2 separate regions of the Homo sapiens genome follow, and region 2 is linked to region 1. Evidence: read pairs that join two places in POLR2A ChIA-PET (ENCODE). Cell type or tissue: OCI-LY7. All regions are shown on one strand.

Region 1 (2,500 bases):
TGTTCTCGATCTTTGGGAGAATAAGTCTTTGGTCATTAAATAGTTGTGAGGTTTCCATAGATCAGGTTGAGCAAGTTCCCTCCTGTTCCCAGTTAGTAAGAGTGTTTTGATCATGAAAAGGGGTATTGAATTTTATCAAATGCTCTTTCTGTGTCTGTTGAGATGATTATGTGTTTTTTGTCCTGTATTCTGTTAGGACATTATTACATTAATGGATTTTCAGATGTTAATGGAAATTTGCATTCTTGGGATAAATCAGATTTGATCATGGTGAATGATCCTTTTTATATATTGCTGGATTTTATTTGCTAGCGTTTTGTTGAAGATTTTTACATCTATATTCATAAGATATTAGTGTGTACTTTTTTTTTTTTTTCTTCTAATGTCGTCTTTGGTTTTGGTATCAGGCTAATCCCGGCCTTACAGAATGTGTGGGGAAGTGTTTCTTGCTCTTCTTTGATTTTTCTTTGAAAGAATTTGTGAGGAATTGATATTAATTCTTCTTTAATATTTGGTAGAATACTGACGAAGCCATTTGGGTCTAAGCTTTTCTACATGGGTAGTTTTTAAATTACCAGTTCAATCTCTTTGTTAGTTATAGGTCTATTCAGAGTTTTTGTTTCTCCTTGGTTCAGTTTTGGTAGCTTGTGTCTGTATGGTTGTTCATAGTATTCCCTATAATTCTTTTTACTTCTGTAAGGTAGATAGTAATGTCCCCTATTTCACTCCTAATTTTAGAAATTCTAGTCTTCTCTCCTCTTCTTGGTCAGTCTAACTAAACATTTATCATTGTGGTTGTCATTTGATTGATCTTTTCAAAGAACCAAATTTTGTTATTGTTGAGATGAATGAAAATGATGACATAACATACTGTAACTTATGGGATTATGCTAAAGCAGTGCTTAGCAGGAAACAGCTGTAAGAGTCCGCATTTAAAAAGATGAAAGAACCAATGTTTGGTTTCATTTCTTTCTTTCCACCTCAGGATATTTGTATATTCTCTTTCTCTTCCTCCTTTTCTCACGATTATACAGTTTTACTCTTTGGTGAGAGAATTTAGAAACTACAGTTGTCCGGGGAGGGAAAGCATTAGGAAAAATAGCTGATGCATGTGAGGCCTAATACCTGGGTGATGGGTTGACAGGTGCAGCAAACCACCATGGCACATGTTTACCTATATAATAAACCTGGACATTCTGCACATGCACCCTGAAACTTAAAATTAAAATTAAAATTAAAAAAGAAGAAACTACAGTTCTTCTTGTCTTTCCAGATATTAGAAGGGAGAAGCAAAATTTCTGTCAATGACTTCATCATAAAAGCTTCAGCTTTGGCATGTTTAAAAGTTCCCGAAGCAAATTCTTCTTGGATGGACACAGTTATAAGACAGTAAGTATAACTGGGGAAGATATATATCCATCGGTAGTTTTCTTGTATTATTTAATGTGTGAGTGGAGTTGAGGGGATAAGGAGAAATGGAATACAGAGAGGCAGATGACTTACATAGGTCAAACAACTTGAAAACAACACAAAAATGTTTATGAGTTACTGCTTTTTACTTTTTTTTCTTACTGGCCCCAATTTTCAACCTTGTTTTTGTTTTTGTTTTTGTTGTTGTTGTTGATTTATTTTTTAAAGAGATAGGGTCTTGCTCTGTTGTCCAGGCTGGTCTTGAACTCTTGGGCTCAAGCAATTCTACAGCCTCGGCCTCCCAAAGTTCTGGGATTTCAGGTGTGAGCCACAGTGTCCAGCCTGCGATATTGCTGGATTTAGCTAGTAAAGGCTATAGATTCTTTGTATGAGTTCAGCAAAGGGAGATTAGTGAACAAATATGTGTAATTAAGTTGATAATGACTGTCACAAAGCAGGGTTAAACAGATGATTTTCATTCTCCTGAACTTTACGGGCAAAATTAGAACAGTAATTGTTAATAATACAATGGTATAGAGTAGTATGGTACTCAGTGTGTCTCTTTTATCTCATTCAATTCTCATGACTATCTTATGATTTAAGTGCTTTCACTTCCATTTCTAGATAAAGAAACAGACTCCGTGAGTTAAGTAACTTGCCCTGAGTTAATAAATTAGTGTTAGGACTGTGATTAGAACCAAGATTCTGACTCCTAAGCCTATTCGTTTCTTGCTGTGTAGATGCTTCTATGTTATTCTTATTCTGAAAGGAAAAAAACAAACTTTTTTCCTTTGTACTTTGCTGTCACACAGTCACAGCACCGCTTCTGTGACCAGATGAGTAGAGGCAGGGGTGGGGAGGGTTTCCCCACACACCAACCAAACAATTAATTCTGCAGTGATTTCCTCTAATTCAATTCAATTCAATTCTGGTGCTGTCTACCTGTAGATAGTGTCAGATCCCAAAGATTGAGGGCTCAGTCCTACAAGACTGCCCTCACTTCAGATGCCAGTCAAAAGTGTAGGCCACTCATACTTGTAACTGACTGGCTACAAACTTGTTGCTGTGACCTCTTCCTTGGGTTTGATTA
Region 2 (2,500 bases), 110 kb after region 1:
CCAATACGGTGTGCAGGCTTCCAGAATTTTGTTATGGAATAGGAGTTCTCAGTGTGAGAAATCTGTGAACTTGGATGGGGAAAAAAATACACATGTATTTTCACCAACCTCTGAAATTTAGCATTCCTCCCATGATTAGTTGCAGGAAACAAACCACAGTATTATTAGTAGTACTTGTGACTCTGTCATTAATAGAAATACCTATTTTCTGTTGTGCTACAATTATTGCAGAGATCTTGAGACATGGTTTAAACTCATTACTACTTTGAAATTACAGAAGTTTAGTCCTCACAGTAGATCTTATTATTTAATGTGTTGGTAAAAAGGCACATATATACTGCATTAAAATTTGTTTAAAAATTAAATGGTATGCAGGAGAGTATTCATAAATCTGTGCTCAAAATTTTTCTAGCATAATATGAGGCCTAGCATGTATGGTAGAGTAAGCAGGAATTTAAAACTCAGTTTAAAAAAAATTAATCTGAATTAAGCTAACCCCAAAATAGTTGTTAGTTGGTGTTATACAACTAACTTTGTATAATTTTGGCCTCCCAAAGTGCTTGAGATTACAGGCATGAGTCACTGTACCCAGGCCTTATTTGATAGTTTTATCTAGGTTTAGTTCCTTATGCTCATCTAAGTGCGAACAGTTATTAAATTTATCTTATTTAGATAACATTTTTTTTTTTTGAGATGGAGTCTCACTCTGTCACCCAGGTTGGAGTGCAGTGGCACGATCTCAGCTCACTGCAACATCCACCCCACCCCTCTCACCTGGGTTCAAGCGATTCTCCCATCTTAGCCTGGGACTCCCATCTGGGACCACAGATGCGTGCCACCACACCCAGATAAGTTTTCATATGTTTGGTAGAGACAGGGTTTCACCACGTTGCCCAGGGTGGTCTCAAACTCCTGAGCTCAAATGGTTTGCCTGACTTGGCCTCTCAAAGTTCTGGGATTATAGGTGTCAGCCACCATGCCTGGCCAACACATTTAAATAAAATAAAAACTGATGTACAAATGAATTTAAATAAACATTTAAATATTATAAAATTTAAATATTTATCAAACATTTAAATATTATAAATATTAAATTTTATAAGCTATTTATAATATTTAAATTTACAATTTAGAATTATCACCTAGTTTTTTAAAGGAGGGGATAAGGAAGACTCTTAGAGAAAAATAATATAGCAAAGGATGAAAAGATCACTAAGATAAGTCTAAACATTTTTCACCAAAACCCAAACCAACATTAATATTAAAAATCAGAACAATAATGACTAGGCTGTGAGCTCCACGAGGGCATGTTCTTTATTCACCTTTATGGCTTCATTGCTGAACAAGGCCCTATTATCAGCATCAGAAGGTGTTTGTTAATGACTGCATTAACTGAGAAGGCAGACATTTGTTAACCTGAGAGGCACTCTATGTTTTGATTAGTTATCAGTTGGTGAAATAATGATTAGCATGATCTTCTGTACATACTTTAATATTATGTAATACACACATATTTATCAAACTAATTCACCTGAAATGTACCAAGCAGTATGGGCAGGAATTGGATTAAATTACTGGTGTTTACTATTTTGAGTACATAGTTAGTCAATGAGTGAATGGATTTAGAGAAGGACAATATTTGAGCTGATTCACCAGTTAAGGTTTGAGCATTAACTATGCATCAGGAATGTGGCCAGTAGCTGACCAAACCACACATGAATGAGAGTTGGCTCCTACTCTCCAGTGACTCAGAGTCTAGTGGGAGAGAAGAATCTATAAAGAGTTACAAAATAATGTAATGAATGACGTAAGAGCTGAATTTACAAGAGATTCATTCTTTCTGTTTGATGGTGCTGGAGAAGGTTACCACAGAAAGTGATGACTGTGCTACCTTGAAAGAGAAGCAGGCATTTTCAAGGCCAGAGGAAGAGCTTCCACCAAGAAGAAGCAATGTGAACAAAGGCTAGGCAGCGGGGAGACCGAGAAAATATGGGTTGTTTGAGGCCTCAACATTTTTACCATAAATAAGGCAAATGTAGTCACATTTTACAGAAAGAATGCATTTCTAAAGATCTCACATAGTTCAAGGTTACCTTTTCTTTTCTTTTGTTTTTTGGATACAGAGTTTCGCTCTTGTTGCCCAGGCTGGAGTGCAATGGCACGATCTCGGCTCACTGCAACCTCCACTGCCTGGGTTCAAGTGATTCTCTGCCTTAGCCTCCTGAGTAGCTGGGATTACAGTCATGCACCACCACGCCCGGCTAATTTTGTATTTTTAGTAGAGACGGGTTTCTCCATGGCTGGTCTCGAACTCCTGACCTCAGGTGATCTTCCTGCTTCGGCCTCCCAAAGTGCTGGGATAACAGGGGTAAGCCACTGTGCCCGGCCTAATTTTGTATTCTTTTAGTAGTGAGGGGGGCGGGTTTCTCCATGTTGGTCAGGCTGGTCTCAAACTCCTGACCTCAGGTGATCTGCCCGCCTTGGCCTCCCAAAGGCTGGG

The links. Peaks named below come from ENCODE experiments on the same cell type or tissue, not always from the same donor. Only the 100,000 strongest peaks of a DNase experiment are listed, where the experiment ranks them.
Region 2: POLR2A ChIA-PET joins it to region 1 with 5 read pairs; 2 of 35 experiments call an interaction of 5 or more read pairs at or near these places.

Annotation. Positions count from the first base shown.
Region 1 is chr11:112,049,961-112,052,460 of GRCh38, forward strand. It overlaps DLAT (dihydrolipoamide S-acetyltransferase), which reads left to right. Exons shown (of 14, transcript NM_001931.5): 11 at 1,274-1,389. Among named protein-coding and RNA genes, the nearest start is that of PIH1D2, 23 kb to the right of the region's middle. In OCI-LY7, no CTCF peak of the experiment used is centred here; a DNase peak (open chromatin) is centred at 971; H3K4me3 peaks cover 1,314 bases; H3K27ac peaks cover 2,500 bases.
Region 2 is chr11:112,155,759-112,158,258 of GRCh38, forward strand. The region is part of intron 1 of IL18 (interleukin 18); the gene reads right to left. Among named protein-coding and RNA genes, the nearest start is that of IL18, 7.1 kb to the right of the region's middle. RefSeq lists a silencer at 1,508-1,802. In OCI-LY7, no CTCF peak of the experiment used is centred here; no DNase peak of the experiment used is centred here.